Linked DNA regions of Homo sapiens: region 1 is linked to region 2. The links are chromatin loops, found by intact Hi-C in ENCODE. Cell type or tissue: GM12878. All regions are shown on one strand. Each heading gives the region's core, and the rest is flanking DNA. Links, peaks and the distances in the headings are about the cores only.

What was found. Peaks named below come from ENCODE experiments on the same cell type or tissue, not always from the same donor. Only the 100,000 strongest peaks of a DNase experiment are listed, where the experiment ranks them.
Region 1: it touches region 2 in a loop (2.5-fold over the local background); 2 of 110 quality-filtered maps call a loop at or near these places.

The regions. Positions count from the first base shown.
Region 1 is chr18:36,495,202-36,506,118 of GRCh38, reverse strand. It overlaps FHOD3 (formin homology 2 domain containing 3), which reads right to left. Exons shown (of 29, transcript NM_001281740.3): 4 at 4,120-4,187. Among named protein-coding and RNA genes, the nearest start is that of FHOD3, 200 kb to the right of the region's middle. RefSeq lists an enhancer at 5,869-5,918. In GM12878, for the core only: no CTCF peak of the experiment used is centred there; a DNase peak (open chromatin) is centred at 5,968.
Region 2 is chr18:36,633,578-36,644,494 of GRCh38, reverse strand. All of the region lies in intron 10 of FHOD3 (formin homology 2 domain containing 3), which reads right to left. Among named protein-coding and RNA genes, the nearest start is that of TPGS2, 190 kb to the left of the region's middle. RefSeq lists enhancers at 5,962-6,131, 8,519-8,608. In GM12878, for the core only: no CTCF peak of the experiment used is centred there; DNase peaks (open chromatin) are centred at 6,064 and 8,054; H3K27ac peaks cover 3,149 bases.

The sequences.
Region 1 (10,917 bases), core at 3,621-8,620, 140 kb after region 2:
TTCAGCTGGAAGATCAGCAGAACAGTCGAGGAAAACAAAATCTTGCCATCATCATCTAGTCCAGCTTCTGTGAAGTAAGCATAAGTCCCCAGTACAAAATGTTTATGAAACTAATCAGAAAAGATGATATGGTGATCCATGGCTTTTTGTTAGCATAATAATGGAATGGTAAGAAATGCACTCTTTTAAAATAGTGAGGATGCATTTGCTTAGCACAGCAAAATTTCATTTATGTGTGCCTGCAGCATTAGCACAGCCCAGCATGGTTATTCTGTCCTTGGCACCCGTATTTCCCATAGGAGCTGTCTCATCAGCTCTAGTCAGTGTCTTTCTGGGGCTGTAACTACAAACAGTAATGTTTTTTCATCCACATTATAGACATGTTCTGGCATCAAATTTTCATCAGCAGTGACCTTGGCAAACTTGTCAATGAATTTCTCTACTGCTTTGTGGCCAGCAGAGCTTTATCACCACAAATCTTTAAAAATTTAATGTTGTGTCTTTTCTTAAATTTCTTCAATCACCCTGTTGAAAATATGCAGCTCCCTTCCATTTTCAGTTTATGATAGATCTTTGCTTGTTTAATGATCAGCATACCATTAAGTGGCATGTGTTCACTGCATCACTGATGGATCCACTCTATACACAATTGAGATCTTCATTTTTAGCTTCATGCAATGTTTTCCTATTTTTCAGTAACTTCTGCTCATTGCTTTCCACACAGAACTTCGACAGTTTATCCTTCTGTTTCTTCAGGTCATCTATGGTGATCATTCTAACACCATACCCTTTTGTAAGACAGTTCACACTTACGCCACTGCCCAGTTTCTCCAACAGCTTCATTCTGTGCTATAGGTATATATAAATGACTTCTCTTTTTTATCACTGTTACCCAAGGAGGTATCTGCATTCCTTTTGGACATTTTAACAATACCTTTATACCACAGAGCACAGAATAAGCAAACACACACAATGAGTAATGCATGTATCTCTTGGCCCATGTGGACATTGTGGGGAACCTCCCATTGGTGCATCCAGCCTGCACACATGCCATTTTATTGCCCTTTGTGGGCATGCTTGCATGGAGGGATCTGGGCATGTGTGGAAAATATATATCACAGCTGAAAACTGGCAGGAGGTTCTTTTTTCCTTGGGAATGCTAAATAAATCGTGTGTTGTGAGCCTGCACTTTGACTATGACCATCACATGAGATCGAGTGTGGAATTTTCTACTTGTGGCATCATGTCAGGACTCAAAATTTTTCAAATTCATTTCTAATGGATTTTCAAATTAGGGATGCTCAACTTGTACAACAGGTAAGCACAGGATACTTTTTATTTATTTATGTATTTATTTATTTATTTACTTTTATTATTATTACTATAAGTTTTAGGGTACATGTGCACAATGTGCAGGTTAGTTACATATGTATACATGTGCCATGCTGGTGTGCTGCACCCATTAACTCGTCATTTAGCATTAGGTATATCTCCTAATGCTATCCCCTCCCCCCTGCCCCCACCCCACAACAGTCCCCAGAGTGTGATGTTCCCTTTCCTGTGTCCATGTGTTCTCATTGTTCAATTCCCATCTATGAGTGAGAACATGCAGTGTTTGGTTTTTTGTCCTTGCGATAGTTTACTGAGAATGATGATTTCCAGTTTCATCCAGGTCCCTGCAAAGGACATGAGCTCATCATTTTTTATGGCTGCATAGTATTCCATGGTGTATATGAAGCACAGGATACTTTTAATGGTATTCGGAGGGACCCTAATTAGGGTGAGTGATCATTCTGAGAGGGCATCCCTAGCAGGAAGAGATACCAGAAGGAAAACTGAGATACATATAGAGTGGGTGTGGGGTAGCAAAACATTCTGGGATAGAAGTTGTAGGTCCAGGCCAGGCGTGGTAGATCACACCTATAATCCCAACACTTTGGGAGGCCTGGGTGGGTGAATCACCTGAGGTCAGGAGTTTGAGCCCAGCCTGGCCAATATGGTGAAACTCCATCTCTACTAAAAATATAAAAATTAGCCAAGCGTGGTGGTGGATGCCTGTAATCTCAATTAGGAGGCTGGGGCAGGAGAATCACTTGAACCTGGAAAGTGGAGGTTGCAATGAGCCAAGATCACACCACTTAACTCCAGCCTGGGTGACAGAGTGAGATTCCATCTCAATCAATCAATAAGTCGCAGGTCCAGGGCAAAGGTGTAGAACAGAAAGGGCATGCCTTACTTTTGGAGTACAACTTCAGGAGGAACTCAGGTTGTAGCCAAGGACAGAGAGGTGGGCAGCAGAGGCCAGATCAAGAAGGACTTCCATGTTATGCTGAGAAATCCAGACGTAACCCAGAAGGCAACATGGAACCAACAAGAGAGTAACTCCCTCTGGTGGGAAGCTAAGAATGGACTGAGTTAGGGAGGACCAAACACACACAGTGCCATGAATAGCTGCTGCAATTTTCCAGGCATGAACCAAGGCAGACCTCTAAACCCCAAGGCATTTCCGAGGTATGCAGTGTGGTGGAGCAAGGGTGCACCAGGTTCAAAACCATGGCTGTTGGAAGAAAAGAAAGAGGACTTGTCTGCAGAAATGTCAACACAGAGAAGGGACTCCGTGGTATGATTGAACACAGTGAAGTAAGAATGGGACAAGAATGTGTGGATGGGACAGATTTTGGGCCTTCCCTTTTGCCTATTCCCTCTCAAGCATGTAGAAATCTACTCTGGCTCTCACTGACAACTATCGCTGACAAAGATAATCTTTTAAGGATGTAGATGAGATGGGAACTGAAAAGAAGTAGAATGTAAACTAGAATCAAAAATCCTAACAGAAGAAAAATAATGAACCTAGACAGACGCAAGCTCAATGCAAAAACCATCTTCTCTATGAAACCATCTCCTGACCCTGCCTGCCCTCACATGGCTGATCATCTTGGGGCTTCTCTGCACACCTGTCCTAGTCCTCTTCATTATGTTGGTGACTTTCTCAGGGTAGGAATGGAGGGAAGGTTTAGGAGGCAACGATACTATGGAATCCAAGACAGATTTGCACAGGTACACAAGGGGGCATAGCCACAATAGCATGGTTTATAACAGCAAAACACTGGAAATTAACCATCTGCCAATAGAAGAATGAATAAAACAACTTGTGTTTTATTCATCCAATGCAATCTTCAATCAGAGCTACACCAGCTATGCCTACACCTATCCCATTCTCAGTAAGCAGAAGTAGGATATATATGCAACATGATCACATATGTATACAGTTCATACAAAAGAATATCACATATTGTTGGTGAATATTTACCATTAGGAAACATGCATGTGGGGGTAGGGTGGAAAGAGGTTGTTTGGGATGGGGGAGCATAACACAGGTCTTCAGTTATACCTCTAATAGGCTTTGCACATGTATGTTTATTGCAGCACTATTCACAATAGCAAAGACTTGGAACCAACCCAAATGCCCATCAATGGTAGACTGGATGAAGAAAATGTGGCACATATACCCCCATGGAACACTATGCAGCCATAAAAAAGAATGAGTTCATGTCCTTTGCAGGGACATGGATGAAGCTGGAAACCATCATTCTCAGAAAACACAGCAACAGAAAACCAAACACCACATGTTCTCACTCATAAGTGAGAGTTGAACAATGAGAACACATGGACAGAGGGAGGGGAACATCACACACCAGGGCCTGTCAGTGGGTAGGGGGCTAGGGAAGGGATAGCATTAGGAGAAATACCTAATGTAGATGATGGGTTGATGGGTGCAGCAAACCACCATGGCACATGTATGCCTGTGTAACAAACCTGCACATTTTGCACATGTGTCCCAGAACTTAAAGTATAATAATAGTTAAAAAAAAAAAAAACTAGAAGTAAATATGGAAAAATATGTGATAAAGTTACCTTTACTTTTTATTATGTTTGAAATATTTGACATGATAAAAATTCTCAACTGATATTATGACCTAATGTATATTGTAATCTAAATATAAATATTGTAATCTAAATTTGTCCTTCCTTTTCATAACAAGTACAGGTAGAAGCTTGCCTGTATCTAATTTCACAGCAATGTAAAAACAGGTAAGTACTTATTTTTTTCCTATTTACCTGAAATATCTGCTTCAGGGAGAAGAGGGCCCTTCTCAAATCTCGTCCGCTGGAGTTGTATAGTTTTTCTGAAATAAAGAATAAAACATATAAATTAATTAAACTGACTCTATTGACAGTGAAAACACAGACAGGATATGAATGATAACAAAACTATCCCTGGAAAGGTAATGAAAGCCTATTCATTTCATTCAGGATACAGACCTTACCCCCAACCATAAGAAGAATGTTGCATATACATATCTGGTGTGTGACAGGTGGCATGGAATAATGTGTAGATGGGACAGATTTGGGGCCTGCCCTTTTGCCTATTCCCTCTCAAACAGGTAGAAATCCACTCTGGCTATCACTGACAACTATCACCTAGATTTTTCACCCTCATCTCCCACCCTTCCTCTCTCCAGATCTCTATTTCCAGCTGTTTGCAGACCCTATTTTCCAGTTTATAAACTATTTCCACTTGATGGCCAACTATACCCAGAAAAACCCACGCAGCCAGAACAGAATCCATCCTTCTACCTCATGCCTCCCTTGCCTTACAGGCCCTGCACCCCCATGCTTTCTGCATCTCCTGTTCCTGGGGTGTGCTGGCTGCCTTGAGCGCTCCTCAGGCCCTAGGGTTCCCTAGGCAGCATGGGAGACCCAAGGGCAGCATGGCAGCTCTACGGACTAGCTGGCTCCTTCTAGTCACATGAGGGCCTCTGGGCAGGAAGCCAGCCTTAGCTCTGCCTGGGCCTGTTTTCTCACTCATGTTCAAGGATGGTTCTGGCCATGGGCAAGGCAGATGAAAGATCCCACTCTTGGAATTCTCTGGCTGAAGACTTGGGCTGACTTCCATAAGCCCACTGTTGAGCAGTCACATTTCAAATATATGAGTTAGACCAGGCCTCAGGAAGAAGGAGGTGAGCTTAATACAGGGCCCATCCTCCAGAGATCACCATGCAGCTAGAGAGACAGATGAGTATGCCACAATTACTAGCTGGCCAGAGTGATGGTGCTGCGAGGTGCTGAAGACACACCGGAGGGAGTCCTGTTCTGGTTATGCAGGACACCAAGGAGCACACATCCCGCTTAGCCTCCCAGCACCCACACTTGGTCCTGATCCAGGTGGCTCAGGTGTGCATAGGGTTGCATTCCTAGCACCCGATGCCAGACTTTTCCAATAGAATCACCCAACGCATGTTTACTGAGAACCTGCTGGGTACAGTTCGAGGCACTAGGATACCACAGTGAAGAATGGAATTATCAGGAGCAAAGGCTAAGTAATCAGACTGCCTGCATTCCAAACCTGGTATCACCATTTACTAGCTATGTGACCTTGAACAAAACACTTTACATCTCTAAGCCTTGGATTCTCCATCTGTAAAATGGGAACAGACAGTATTACAGGAAAATGGGTTCTGTGTTAAATTAAGCATGTGTACTATGGAGTGGAATGCAAAATATCATTTAAAGTGTTTAGATATAATAAAGGCATTCAAAACAATGTCACGTCATTGGCCAACCACCTCGGGCTTCAATTCTAGCCTAAAGGGATACAGGGCAGAGCCACATTCCCCCCTTGTGCAAGTGGCATGGAACAAATGGCCCCAGAAGAGTTTGCAGAAGTCTAGTGACAGAAAGGATATGCTGGTTTTTCACAGTGGCCCAGGAAATGGATAGGCCCCCACTGAGAGAGATTTAACAGGACACAGATAGGTAAAGCTCAGTATTTGCTTGGCAGTCATTTCTTCAAAGGTCTCCCTACCAGACATATTGCCTTCCGGCAAAGAACAGAGGGCTCCTGTGGAAACTCCCACTAGATGACATCACTTCCCCATTTAAACCCTTCAGTGGCTGCCCACCGCAGCCAGAATGAAATCCAAAATCCTTTGCACGGTCTGCCAAGCCCTTGGTCACACAGCCCCCTCCCTTGCTGTATTACAGACACTGTGGTTTTCTCTCACATCCTGGGGCAGTGCAGGCTCCTCCAAACTCACAACTTAATACATATTGCTGCTAAGTGGCAGGGGCAAGATACTGTAGGGTGGGGGTCTGGGGAGTGGTATGTGACTCCAAAGATTCCCTGTTGTTTGACCACTATGGAATCTACCACCTCTAAATACAATATGCAGCCCACAAACACTTGCTAATTATGAAGAGTTGTGATTAAGAGAAAAATGCATCACCTTTCTAAAAAGTAGGAGCCTAGAAAGCTCCAGAGGAATCAACCATCCCCAATCTGAACATCTAATTCATCTCTGACCCGAAGAAACAAGGCCCTGGTGACTCTCAGGCTGACCTCTAAAGAGTCTGTGTGGCCTCAACATATGAGTAATAAATAGTGGGTTTCCTACTGCATCACGCCTGGAGTAGAACCCTGGTCTCTGGGGTGATCACACTTCTTCCAGCTTTCACAGCTAACATCTGAGAATCCCCAAATCCCAGAGAAAAAGACTTTGTTTTTTGCTAATACTACTTCTAATAAATAAGAATAAAACTATCAAGTGAAAGCATGGGCCATGTATACCCCCAAAGAAGTGGACCAGATTTATCCTATCCAGGAAGAACATCAGTAGAAAAGAGCCAATTCCAGGTAACTCTTAAGTCAATAGGCTGCTGGGCACCGTGGCTCAGGCCTGTAATCCCAGCACTTTGGGAGGCCGAGGCAGGCGGATCACTTGAGGTCAGGAGTTCAAGACCAGTCTGGTCAACATGGTGAAAGCCCGTCTCTATTAAAAATACAAAAATTTGCCAGGCATGGTGGCACATGCCTGTAATCCCAGCTACTTGGGAAGCTGAGACAGAAGAATCTCGTGAACCTGGGAGGTGGGGATTGCAGTGAGCTGAGATCATGTCACCGCACTCCAGCCTAGGTGATAGGGCAAGAACCTGTCTCAAACAAAACAAAACAAAACAAAACAAAACAAAACAAAACAAAACAAAAATAGCAATAGGCTTGCATTAGACCTTCTTACTTGTTAGCAGATGATAAGCAGAAATATGCCATAAGTAGACTCAAAATATCACAGTTAAAGTCTCCTTTAGTTACTAGTGACATATTATTGTTTCTGATTCATCTAAATGAAGATCATCATTAGTTGTGTTCTGATCATTAAGGTTTTACTACTTGGTGCTGTAGTCAAAATAATCAGTTTTTAAAATACAAATTAAATATTAGAAAAAAATCAGCTGAGAATGACTGCTAATATTTTGTTGAAAATTTCTGCATCTATAATCATAAGAAATACTGGTTTATAGTTTCTTTTCTTGCAATGGTGTTAATATTGAGACAATGCGAATTTTGTGAGTTGGGGGTACTCCTTCCCCTTCTGCTTTCAGAAGGGATTTGTATAGACTTTGTGTTATTTATTCAATTTCTTCATTAATGTAGGGCTATTCTGATTATCTCTTTGTTCTTCAATGAAGTTTGTTCATTTGTGTCTTTCAAGGAATTTGTCCATTTAAGTTGTTAAATGTATGGGCATAAAGCTGTTCATATTCTCTGTCATCCTTTTATTAACTGTAGCAATGTCCTTTTATACCTGGTATTGGTAATTTGTGTCTTCTATTTTACTTGGTCAGTGACTAGAAATCTATCAATTTTATTTTAGCCTTTTTCAAGAATCAGCTATTGATTTCATTAGAGGTTTTTTCCTACTGCTTTTCTGATTTCTATTTCATTATTTCCTTTCGTTTGCTTTAAGTTTAGTTTGCTCTTCTAGTTTCTTCAGGTAGAAATTTAAATGATTTGAGACCCGTCTTGTTTCTAATAGAAGTATTTAATGCTATAAGTTCATCTCTAAGTACTGCTTCAACTGCTTCCTGTAAATTTTGATATATTGTTTTCATTTTCATTTATTTGAAAATTTTATTAATATTGAATTCAGAGGGGAATAACTTAACCTTGTGATTTTTTTGACCCATGGTTTATTAAGGTGTATTGTTTAATTTCCAAATATTTAGAGATTTTCCAGATATCTGTTACTAATTTCTAATTTAATTTCTTTGTGGTCAGAACATATACTTTATCAAATCTTTTAGACTTATTAAGGCTTATTTTATGGCCCGGAATATGGCTTATCCTGGTGAATGTCTCATGTACACTTTAAAAGAACATGTATTCTGCTGTTATTGAGTGGCTGTTCTATAAATATCCACTATATCAAATTGAGTAATAGTGGTGTCCACATCTTCTATATTCTTACTGACTTTCCATTTACTTGTTCTATAGATTAGTGTGAAAGGAGAGTTGAAGTCTCCAACTATTACAGTGGATTTGTGTATTTCTTCTTTCATCTTTATGAGTTCCTGCTTTAGGTGCTTTGAAGTTCTGTTGGTAGGTGTGCTTACATTTGGGATTGTTGTGGCTTCTTGGTGTATTGAACTTTTATTGCTATGTAATACCTCTCTTCATCCCTGTCAATATTCCCTGTTTTAAAGTCTACTTTTCTGATATGAATATGGACACTTTGGGTTAGTGAATGGTGTATCTTTTTCTATCCTTTTATTTTTAAACTATCTATGTAGAATTTCTTATATAGTTGCATCTTGCTTACATGCAATCTGACCATTGTCTTCTAATTGCTATGCATTCACTGTATTTTTAACCTCTGCGACATCACAACTTACTCTTCAGTGGCACTAGAACCAAAGACCTCAGGCAGGTTCTGACGCCATCTCAAACTCTTTGATAAACAGCATCCTTCTACAAATGCCAAAGATATCTCCCAGTGGTGCCAAAAACCTCTCCTCTTTTTTGCCAAATGTCATTTAATTAAAATAAACTACAATTTCTAATTGAGAAGTACTTTTCATTCCAACTATCTTTAATTTTCAAAACAAAACCTTTATAGTCATTTGTTTAAATTGTCTATTTCAAACAAAACTGAGTAAGAAAATATGTAGTACTGTTCCCAAATAATGATTTTTATTGTTTTAAGCAAGAGAATTCTCACTACAGACTTTGCAGATTCACAAATGTTAATGTAAGTTTTGTTTTTCAATATCAAAGCTCAAAAGAACAGCTAATCTATATAAAAATATTACCTATTTTGGCTGAAATTTCCCTTAAAATGCTTTTCTTTTTAATTCCCTATGGTATAAAGCACCAGACAAGGTCTTGATCAGAAATCCCACCATGTGGCATCTGTTACATTGTAACTTTTTTTATCCTTCATACAAATGGCTAGCAGTGATGTTTCATTTTTTGACAGATACCTTCTCTTGAACTACTGCAAACCTTTAATATTTATAAGCATTCAATATTTTAACAAATGTTATGCATTATTCCCTATATCACGAGAGCAATACTAGCGTCATCATCATGGTTGAAATAAAAGTAACAAAATATTTATTTAAAGGAATATTACTCTAGAGTACTGTCTTTGGAAAGACAATTCCATAATACATTCTCTCTCTACAAAGAACAATACTGTGGTTTAAAATGAAATCATAGTGCTTTATTAAAACTCAAAGCTACCTGCTATGTTTAAAACAGTGGTACCAAAAAGCCTCTCTGCCTAAACCTATCTTATTCTGTTGATTCGTAACATACATTTTAAGAGACACCTCAGTCTACCTAGAGGCTTAGGAAGGATTAGGATGCAAGGATGTTTGTAAATGACATATAATTTGTCATTTTACATGAGGTACAATTTCTGCTGGTAGAAGAGGATCCAGCAGGCATTTCACTATGTCAGACATCATGCCCAAACCAGCAACTTTGATGTGACAGCCCTTTGATGTGGTTCAAGAGAGGCCCACACAGACCAAAGGAGAAGCACTTCCTCCCACAGCCCAGGGCCTGGGTTCCTTGCTGCAGGACTAACAATGCCATGTGAGGTGTCCTCTGGAGCTTTATCTGCTGGGTAACATTCCAAGTTCAAGAAACCAGGCATTCCATTTGTGTTGCATCCAAGTTTCACCACACAGAAACTTCACCAAGGCTGTGCAGGCCTCTCCTTCAGCTGAGACTAGAATGTGAAGGGCTCAACCAGGAACGGTACCTGGCCTGCCAGATTCCCAAAGACATTCTTTACATCACTCTTGGATCCATTTCCTATGGAACTCCAATCACCCCTTCTTTAGAAGCAGCCTGTCTATGTAGATTCAGGTATTTTCAGTCTGGGTTATGCAGGTGTGTGCAAGGATTCCTCGAGGTAGGATGACTGACAGACATCGTGCTCCCTAGTTCTGCAATCCAATTCTCTACTCTGCAGGCTGTGCTCACTGTGTGGGTCTCCCACGTGTATATGTGGGTGTGTGTGTGTGCAGAGGCATGTGCACATATGACTTCAATCTGTGGTTGGCACAGCCTAGTTGCAGGTCCACTGACCCTCCAGCTACATGCAATATACTGTATAGACTGTCCTAACAGCTCCTGAATCTCAAGGAAAGGAATTCAAGTGTGCCCACTGCCTGAAAATCAGGCAAAGCAAAATAAAGTAGATTCCACATGTGGTGCAGAAGGGGGCTGTAGACTACCCTAAGCCAGCAAGAGGGCAGCTGCAGAGGCTTCACCTATATGCGAATCCCAAACTTTTCTCGTGAGTTCGCAGAGGTTCTCCTTGCTTCTCTTTGCTCACCTTGGCCATGAACACATGTTAGTGAGGGTAGTACAGCTCCAATCAGGGGAGGTTGCAGGGGAGCAGATGGTTCCTGCCATCCCAGACTCAGGTGGAAAGCTCTAAATCAGAGCATCAAGGAAAAAAAGGTGCTGAGCAACCAAGACATGACACTGTGGGTCCCTTCCTGGTGAATGTCAAAAAAGCATAAAAAGGCCGGGCACAGTGGCTCACACGTGTAATCCCAGCACTT
Region 2 (10,917 bases), core at 3,352-8,351:
CTATGACCAGATCACTGGCCTTGCCTATAATGCAAAGGGGTGGAGAAGGAAATATCCTCTCCTAGGGCACAGGACTTTCGAGGCTTGATTTTATTTAGTTCCAGTCTATGATAAAATCAGTCAAATGAAATGATTTTTATGCTAATAATATTTAAGACTGAATAATTAATTCTGACAACTTTGCTTTTTCTCAAACTAGATTTTCTTATAAAGCGTAACTTAATTGTGTTTATATTGTGCTAAGGAATTCTGGGTGTTTGGCCTTTGGCTTTCCAATACCTCCACAGGTCTTTTGCTTGTGATTGATAAGGAGTTACTCCAGGGCCCAGGCCTGTTCCAAATCCATTAGGTATCTTCCTTTTCACCGCAAACAGTCCCAGATTTGAGGTCACCGTTTTCAAGTTGGAAAAGCAACCCAGAGGCCTGCAGCCTGACCAGTTCTTTGGGGCGTAGTTTCCAACAAAGCCAATGTAATGCCTCGGATTTGGGTCTCAGGCTAATGGGTCATGTTTCTCGGGCTTCCAAACACCAAAAGGAAAATGAATGTTGCTGAGCTCTTTCAGAAACACGATACAAACATTCAAAATAATGTTAAAGTATGTTCTAAGACCAAAGCAATCAGAATGAGAAAAAGTTGAGCAATACACTGGGAGCAGACATTTGCAATATATCTAACAGACAAACTCAAATCAAGAATATATGAAAATATATTTTAAACTTCAAAAACACAACTATAAAATGAACAAAATACATGAACACAGCCAACAAACTGGTATGAAGAGATATTTTATTCTGATTATCAATCAGGGCACTATGAATTAAGGCCACAGTGAGATACCATTTTCTATCTACTTGGTAAAATTAGAAGTCTAATGATACCAAGTGATGAAAAGAATGCAAGTCAACTAATTCATATATTGTTGATACGAGGATATATAGGTTTAACTGGCAAAATAATTAACACTATCTTGTAAAATTAAACATTAATATCATGACCTAAAAGTTGTATTGCTATACCCTAGGGCAGCGATTCTGCACCAGGGTTATTCTGCCCCCAACCCCAGGGGACATTTGTCAGCATCTGGAGACATTTTTAGTTGTCACAACAGGGGTGGAGGGCAGGGAATGCTATTGGCATCTAGTGGGCTGACACAAGCATGCTGTAAAACATCCCACAATGCACAGAATAGCCCCCACGACAAAGAATTATTCAGTTCAAAACGTCAACAGTGCTGAGGTTGAGAAACCTTCCCTAGGGATACTGAAGCACCAGTGTACTAGGATGAGAGTCCAATAATGTTCTCAGCAGCACTATCTGTAATTGTCAAAAGCTGGAAATGACCCAAATGCCCTCTGAAGGGAAAAAATAGATAAAGATTGTGGTAAATTCCAGGCAGTGAAAATCCATATTGCCAGCTTCACGTGACAATATGGACGACCACCAGAAACATAACGCTGAGTGACCAAAACAAGTCCAAGAAGAACATACATTTTACAACAAAGTGCAGAAAATCAGAATTATATAAACTAATGTGTCATATGTGTGTAATACTTTAAAAAATACGTCCATTGAAGTACAGAAAAAAAAGTAAAAAAAAAATACTGAAAAAAACCCCCACAATAAAACCCCGTAAGACAGTGATAAACACATATTTAAGTATTGGTTACCCAGGCCTAGGGATGGGAGATTGGGAAGCACAGAGATGGAAGTTAGAAGTAACACCTTGCTTTTTAGGTTAGGTCATAGTCTCCTTGATGTTCTATTATATTCGTAAATATTTTATAAAATAAACTAGAAGATAATCATGCAAAGACCAGTGATGACAATGTGTCATGAACAAAGGATTATAATTAACCCAACTCTGTACAATTAGGATTTTTTTAATTTTTTTTTTTTTTTTTTTTTTTTTTTGAGACGGAGTCTCGCTCTTTTGCCCAGGCTGGAGTGCAGCGGCGCTCTCTCGGCTCACCGTAAGCTCCGCCTCCTAGCTGGAACTACAGGCACCCGCCACCACGCCCGGCTAATTTTTTGTATTTTTAGTAGAGACGGGGTTTCACCGTGTTAGCCAGGATGGTCTCGATCTCCTGACCTCGTGATCCACCTGCCTCAGCCTCCCAAAGTGCTGGGATTACAGGCATGAACCACTGCGCCTGGCCTACAATTAGGATTTTTAAAATATGTAACGAAACAATTTTTTTAAACTTTTATTTTAGGTTCAGGGACACATATACATGTCTGTTATATAGGTAAACAACATCACAAGGGTTTGTTGTACATATTTCTTCACCCAGGTACTAAGCCTAATATCTAATAGTTATTTTTTTCTCTTCCTCTCGTTCCTCCCATCCTTTGCCCTCAGGTAGGTCCTAGTATCTGTTGTTCCCCTCTATGTGTCCATGTGTTCTCATCATTTAGCTCCCACGTATAAGTGAGAAGAGGCAGTATTTGGTTTTCTGTTCCTGCATTCGTTTACTAAAAAAGCAGTGTAATTATGGGGCAAGGGCTTTATCTCCCTCTATTTAACAATTTTTTTTTTTTTTTGAGACCGAGTTTCGCTCTGTTGCTCAGTCTGGAGTGCAGTGGCGCAATCTTGGCTCACTGCAACCTCCAACCCCCGGGTTCAAGCGATTCTCCTGCCTCAGCCTCAGTAGCTGGGATAACAGGCATGCACCACCACACCCAGCTAATTTTTATAATTTTAGTAGAGATAGGGTTTCACCATGTTGGCCAGGCTGGTCTCGAACTCCTGACTTCAAGTGATCCACCCATCTCGGCCTCCCAAAGTGCTGGCATTATAGACATGAGCCACCGTGCCCTGCTTAACAAATTTTATTGAGCACTTATGTGCAAAGATGCTGGGGTGCAGTGGCTAAACAAAGTCCCCATCCTTGGATTACAGACCAGTGAGGGAAGAGACACTAAACAACTCACTGTAGCAGGAAGTATTCAACCCATGGGGCCCAAGCTACCCAAAAAGACTCTGCCATGCTGTTGAAGCAAAACTTGGCTGTTTAAAGCCAAAGAGGACCTGAGTAAGGGACAAGATGGAATTTTGTACATGACATTCCCTTGTGCAACATGTCTACTGACCTAGGATCAAGTCTAGTTTGCCTAGCTGACCTCTAATCTCTTATCACCTCTCCAACTTCGTCTTCCACTTTCCCTTCGTGAACCTCCTCACCCTAGCCTTACACAGTCTACTGATATATCAAGCTTCCACCCAACATCAAGGGCATTTCATTCTTGGAGTCCTTGCAAGAGCCATTTTTCCTGACTAGAGTTACTTTTCCTGCTCTGTTTCTCCAGGAGACCCTGCCCAGAGCCCTGGCTCCAAGGGACATCCAATAAGTATTTGCTGCCTGCTGCAGTTCCATGGCCCTGAGGACCTAGCACAGCGTTCGGCACAGAGGCTCTTGCTATGCATGATCCAAGGGCAAGATTGACAATTACTTGGAGATGACCTCAGAGATCTCCCCATGTTGCAGAGAAGAAGGATGGGGTCTGGAGAGGGCAAGACCAAACAGGTTGCCAGTAAGAACTCTGATCTCCTAACATCCAGGCCAGACTCCTTTATAACATGCCAGGCTACCCCATGAAACTTAAAGCAGAATCTAAACTGTTTTCATCACTGCACGGTTCCTTCGAAGCACGGTTCCTGAACCGTGCTTGGCAATCCTTCTTTCACACAGCACAGAGAAAAATAATGCCTCGTATTGGACAAGGCTGCGTACAGCTCCCAGAAGACCAGCCCAGAGCCCAGTCACCCCAGACTTGCCTGCTGTCCTGAAAGCCTGGAGGAGCAGTGCCTTATGACCCATTTGTGGCAACTAGTCAAAAAGCCGTCTTAAGGTTTAGATAAAATGCAGACATTTAAACTGTCCCATTTAGTTCCATAAAATGCATAGGACATATAAGATATTCATAGAAATATTTTGTTACATTTATGGTAAAGAACATGGCCCTCCAGTCTTGGTCTGCAGCCTTCTGTGTTACTGAATCCTTAAATTGCAGTTTGATCTTGGCCTCACAGTGACTCACACTTTCTGTTAACTTTAAGGCTGTTTCTAGGTCACCAAGGGCCCAAGGTAACATTTGAAAACTTCCAATTAGCAATCGTAATCAGTTAAGACAAATATCTGGCCAACTTGAATCAGTGATTTCACTTAAAAGTAGAGTTTTGTTAGCCATCAAGTTTTTTAAAGTTTCTGCAAAAGATTTTACCAGCCAAGAGAATGAAAAGACATCTAACAGAGCCCAGCTGTTGCTCTGATGTTTCCATGGTGAGAACCCAAAGTTAGACAGGAAAGTATTTATTGTCCCTGTAGCATGCAAAGTTTAGGAGGAGTATAAAGTATAGCTCATGGATCCCTAATATACCCAAGAAGCTGGACTATGGGCTAGTACCTTAATACATAAGCCATTATTTTGCTATTTTGTTTTAGAATCAAATAAATATTAAAGGGTCAAGCATATTATTTCTGCTGAAACATGGAGTAATTTAACATAATGGAATTCAAGTCTGCAGAGTACAAACATCAACAGAAAAAAAGCACAATTAGTAACTGGGGTTACAGATTTATTCAGGTGTAAAACAAATGGATCTAGTGATAACTACAGACTATGAGGCTTCTCACCAGTTTTTGTGTATACCTTGACTTTGTGTTTAAAAAAAAAAAAAACACTTTATTCTAAGCCACAGATATTCGTTGCTGGCACGATCTCGGCTCACTGCAAGCTCCGCCTCCCAGGTTCACACCATTCTCCTGCCTCAGCCTCCCGAGTAGCTGGGACTACAGGCGCCCACCACCACGCCCAGCTTTTTTTTTTTTTTGAGATGGAGTCTCGCTCTGTCGCCCAGGCTGGAGTGCAGTGGCACGATCTCCGCTCACTGCAAGCTCTGCCTCCCGGGTTCACGCCATTCTCCTGCCTCAGCCTCCCGAGTAGGTGGGACTACAGGCACCCGCCACCACGCCCGGCTAATTTTTTTTGTATTTTTTAGTAGAGACGGGGTTTCACCATGGTCTTGATCTCCTGACCTCGTGATCCGCCCGCCTTGGCCTCCCAAATTGCTGGGATTACAGAGGTGAGCCACCACACCCTGCCTTTTTTGTATTTTTAGCAGAGACGGGGTTTCACCTGTTAGCCAGGATGGTCTCGATCTCCTGACCTCATGATCCACCCACCTCGGCCTCCCAAAGTGCTGGGATTACAGGCGTGAGCCACCACGCCGGCCAATATTCGTTGCTTTAAATGTCCCTCAGAAGTTGACAGAGCAGAAGTTGACAGAGAAATTAGGATGAAGATAGGCTGCATTTTCCTAAGAACTGTGGAAACAGCAGGAACTAAGCATAGTCCCCTCATGAGATTTCAGGAAGGCAGCCTTCAGAGGCAAAAAACAGCCCTGCTCAGGGTCTTTCTTCAATCTGTCCCAAGACCTTGGTGGATCCAGGTCTTATTTCACCCTTAAAATGAAGGAAAATACACTGGAATGGAAGACTCCAGTTCTGGCTGTTATAACTAAAAAATCCAGTTGTGTGGACATGAGACATGTTTTGTCACTTCCAGAAGTTGTACAATGACTAATCTCATGTGTGTTTTTCACTTATGGGAAGAGACCACCCTCCTAAACCAGGACAAGCTCAAGGCTGTTGAGGGTGGTCTTGGGAGGTCCAGCAATGGGGGTGACTGACACTGTCTCTAATGCATGCCTCAACGCTTCCTGCCTCTCCACACCACTGGCAACCTCCAGCCTAGAGATTCGCATCCTTAAGGCATATTATTTTAAAAGGTGAATGCTCAGGCCCTCCTTTCAGAAACTGCATTCAATTGTTCTGGGGTAGAACCTGAACATGGGTTATTTTAGATGCTTGGCAGGGTTGAGACTACCCTGGTCTAAGTTATCAATGTTTCCCAGTAGCTTGGCATCAATAGCCACGACCTATGTCCCTGCTGCCACTCTCCCTTGCCTCCAATCCGATCCCCACCAAGCAGGCAGGCAGATAGGCAGCTTTTCAAATGTGCACAACTGAGCCTCACATGCTGACTAATAACCGGACTCTGTGCTGTGGTTTCCCAGGCCCTGCAGGACCTGGTCTGCTCACTGTGCAACCTCATCTCCACCCTATGCCACCTGTTTCTGGCCACACGCTACAGCCTCACCTCCCAAGATGCCTATTAGATACCCAGATATACCAAGCCCCTTTCTCCCTTTGCCATTGCACATGGCATGCCCTTGGCCTGGGGAGCTCTTCTCTTACTCTTCTCATCCTTTGGGACTCAACCTAAATGCCTGAGGAGGTTTTCTGGACCAGCCCCATCACACTTTTCTCTTTTCTAAAGAGTTTTTGCTATTTTTAATGAATATTTACTTACAGGAATTCATACTCCCTTTGAGAAAGGAAGTATGCTTATACTACTACTGATAACAGTTAAGTCTCCTTTGACCAGAAATAACCACTGTTATACATTTGGTGAATAAACATCTAGATTTTAAAAAAAACATATTATTCTACAATCTTTTTACATAGCAAATGATTTGACAACTACGTTAGCACTTCTGGTATTGGTATTGTGCATTTCTTCTACCTGCTGGTGGCATCCACAACATAAATCATCCAAAAGTAGACGTTTTACTGATCTAGCTAGTCCCCAATTGTTTGCCATGCTGTACCACAGGGATGCAGTAAGGCCTCTCCCTGTCCACATCCTTGTGCACTTCTGGAGGGTCTCCTCAAGGATATATTCTCATATCCCTGTAACCCTCTATCTACCACATGGCCCTGCTGGCTCGCTTCAAAAGCCCTCTTCTAAAGCTACTCATATTTACTTGCTATAATATTTGCACTCTGTCTTATGAAACTGTATGTTTTGTAAGGTTCATGTTCACCACTGTATTCTCAGATCCAAGAACATGGGAGGCACAAGGAAATAGGAGTTGGGGCCTAGTACGGTGCCTCACACCTGTAATCCCAGCACTTTGGGAGGCTGAGGCAGGCGGGTCACGTGAGGTCAAGAGTTCAAGACCAGCCTGGCCAACTTGGTAAAATCCCATCTCTACTAAAAATACAAAAATTAGCTGGATGTGCTCACATGAACTCAGGAGGCGGAGGTTGCAGTGAGCTGAGATTGTGTCACTGCACTCCAGCCTGGGTGACAGAGCAAGACTCTGTCTCAGAAAAACCCCAAAACAAACAAAAACAAAAATGAAATAGGAGTTAGATGAACAAATGAATATGATTTTGTTCCTTTAGTCCCAGAAGACAGTATTCCTGTCTCAACAAAATCAGTAACTGTAATATCAAAGGTCATAAGATGTCACTATTGACTAAGAAGTCTTTTAATGTAAGGCTACTCTGAAATAACACACCTAGTATTGGGGGCTTCTCTTCTAGAGATCTGGTGGCTTGCTCATTTACTTATAGACATGAGCTATCATGGATGTGGACCCAAGTCCATAAATGCAAACAAAAACAAAGGTAGAGTCCAAGGTACTTCATAGTTGTTTTTTCCTGATCTCATGATCAAAATTATTTGACCCTCCATTTGGAAGGCAGTTTTGCAAAGCTTGTTATGAATGAAAAAATATATAGAAAAGAAAAAATAGCTTCTGAAGTCTGGTAATTCAGTATGTGTTTCATACCAGAAGGCCTGCCCACATGCATGCAGTCGTGACATGCCCACCCCCACCATCCCTGCTCTATCCAAGGACCCCTGGGAGACAAATACCTGCACCCCACAGGCCCTGACCAGCCACCTCCTTATGAGGGCTCATCTCTAGTCAGTTTTTAATCTCATGTTTATAAAACCAGAACCACATGGCTGGAAAAAAAAAAAAAAACCTCAGGAATGAAATTATTTATCTGGGGCCATGTGGATATGGTAATTGAGTACTCCTGAAGTGTGATATAATAGTCTCTGGATTCCTCACTGAGCTATCATGTCTTTGGGAAGTATGCTCTCTCGGGACGATCAAAGGCATTTAGGCTACACAGAATCATCCCAAATGTGCCCAGGCTTTCTTTGGCCTCTTCAATGTACATCTTCAGAGTTTCACTTCCCTATTTGTTCAACCTTCATCAATGAAGAGTTACCACCAGGCTGCCTCCACAGGCTCTTATCAAGAAAAAATAATCTCATTTCTCTTTCCATGGCTGCATTTGATCAACCCAGCTTAGTACTCCTTAGATAGCCCCTGCTCCATCTCCAAAGGGATCCTGGGAGTTGCAGAGGGCTATAGAGAGAAATGCTTATTCTCTAGCTGGATGACCCACACCCATGCCTGCGTGGACTGCCAGCAAAAATCGAGCCTTAGAAAGTGCTGTGAACATTCAGAACACAGAGGAGAAGGTGCATCTTACAGGAGATGTGGGGTTTGGACAGGTCAAAGGGAAACTTGGCCCTGAAAGAAAATTCCCAAAGCAAGTAAAAGATTCAACTAGGAACTTGAACCTTTCCATCTGAGGTATGTTCGCTTCCATTCCCATAGTAAACAGCTTGTTTCTTCCAGAGCCCTCATACCACCTAAGTCCACTCTAGCCTGAGAAACAGTCACACTTGATGATAACTGATGTCAAGGTTCATTGACTTGAAATGTGGGTGATGTTCTCAGTTTCTTCATTTCATGAGATGAAAGTTCTGTACATTCTCTTGCTGGTTTTCCCCAGCCAGTTCTCTGCCCATGCAGTTTATTTTTCCTGGGTTAGGGCCTCTAAACTAGAGCTTCAACCATCACCTACAGGTATTGGAGTTCCAGAAGTGCCTATCCAACTGACTATGGGAATTTCCATCTGCCTGACCCATAGATACATCCAGGAGCTTACTGACTGGCCCCAGGTTACTGATTGCCAGAGAATCACCTCAGGCCCCTTTGTCTTTGTCACCATGCAATCCAGTCATTGTCCTACAAACCACAGCCTCCTGCATTCTCAGCACCTCCCTGTACTTTCCCTTCTCTCTTCCCCTGCTTCAGTCAGGCCCCCTCCACTCCTTCCTGGACCAGCGAAAGCCCTGCACCAATCTCTTTGTGCAGCCTGCTCTCCCCCAGTGAGTTCCCCATGCTGTGCCCAGAATGCTCCTGCAGAAACACTACACTGATTTTCACTTAATCATTTGAAATTCATCAGTAGCTCCACTTGGCCTTAAGGATAAAATTTTGCCAATTTCTTCAGAACCTAGAAAGATCCTCAGATTCAATTCAGGGAAGTTCAAACCCACAACAAATTTGCAATCTGGTCACAACGAATATTTGAGAAGCCAATCCCGCCCCAGATACCAGGAGCATTGCAAAGTAACTTCTTCCTCATGTCCCAGTGCCTCTGCCTTTATTCAATACAGTTCCTCCCATTTCCAAGCCCACTCTCCCAGCCTTCCCAGACCTCTTCTCTCCAGGCCACCCTTTGCTATTCAACACTCAGCATGAATCTCTTGGACACTGCTGAATCACTGGCTGTATTCCAATCATACTTTTGTCAGGAGGTCACCACACTTGTCAGTGAATCCCATTTATAACAAGTCACTTACCATCAGATAAATCTTCCCAAGTAGCTACTTGCCACTCATAGTACCAATGGTTGTTAATCTGGTTGTTGTGAAATCCTCTAGCATGTTTATGCGGGTGCACAAAATATTTTCTCCAATTCACGTCCATATTCATTTAACAATTACCTTAACAGAGTAATATCCGTGAATGCTTCAGGGCATGGATTGATGATAATAACAGCACTGGGCAAAGCACATATTTGTGTTAACTCTCCCACCACCGTATTAAGGAGTACAGGTACCATCATCCTGAGTTTACACACAACCACGCCTATGCCCTCCCCCACCTCACCTGCTGCTCCTTCACTGCACACGGCCAGCCTTCCTCCAGGAGCCAGGGCTGAGCAGGTCACCTGAGTTGCAGATTTTGTAGATTAACGTCATATAACACCCCATCTCACAGTATGTCTTTTGCTTGCAAATAGATTGCTCATTGCCAACTGCTTCCAAGAAAGAGATAGGGCTGCTCTACTATTCTGCTATTCTACTGCAGACTCAGGATGAATTCTCTAATCCTGGCAATGAAGTTTTGTGGACAAGGCATGGGAAGCTGTGCTGTCCTAAAACTTAGGCATGTAAACACACCTCCTTCCTGTCAAAACATGGGAAGATGAGCTCACCCCCCAGCACAGTTCCATAAGTAGGCTCCCCGATTTGCCCACTGCTTCCTGTGGCTGGTGGAAAGATGCCAAAACTCTTCTTCACTCCTGCAGGAAAATAGAAAACAACACCCCTCCAATTGCCTCCCTCCAGCTCCCACTCCAAAGGCACAGCCCCAAGGCTTGGCTACCCGCATCCTACCACCTGCTGGGCCACTAATTGGTATGCATCAGTTATGAGCCATCAAAAACTGAGGATGGCTTAGGTCTCTGCTCCTCCACAGCCTCACGATAATTGATAGTTAACTGTGGCTTCCTTTTAACTATGAGTTTCTGTTCTCTATACCTTCCCTTACTCCATCGCCAAGGTAGTGGTTACTTATGACTAACTGGAAAGCCTTGTTCCAGTGTTGCAGCTATTGCTCTGAACATTTTCAGAAGTCCCCTCTATAAAATGTCTTCAGTGCCCATTTATGAGAAAAACAAGCAAATCAGTAAGTATGATTTCAGGATCAAAATCAAACAGTGACTAAAAAACAATACAGCTCACTAAGATTACCAAGTTCCAGTAAAACATTTGCTCTGAGTGATTTTTTGCTTTCTCAACAAATCTAATTCATCCTCAAAAGATATAACATTCTCATTACTGAACACATTCTATAGATTCAGAGAGTACTTTCAGGTATGTTAGGTTCTGAGTGCAGGCTATGGACTCTGACTGCCTGGGTCCCAACCCAGCAGAGCCTCTGTAATCTGGGGACAAGCTCCTTAACCTCTCTG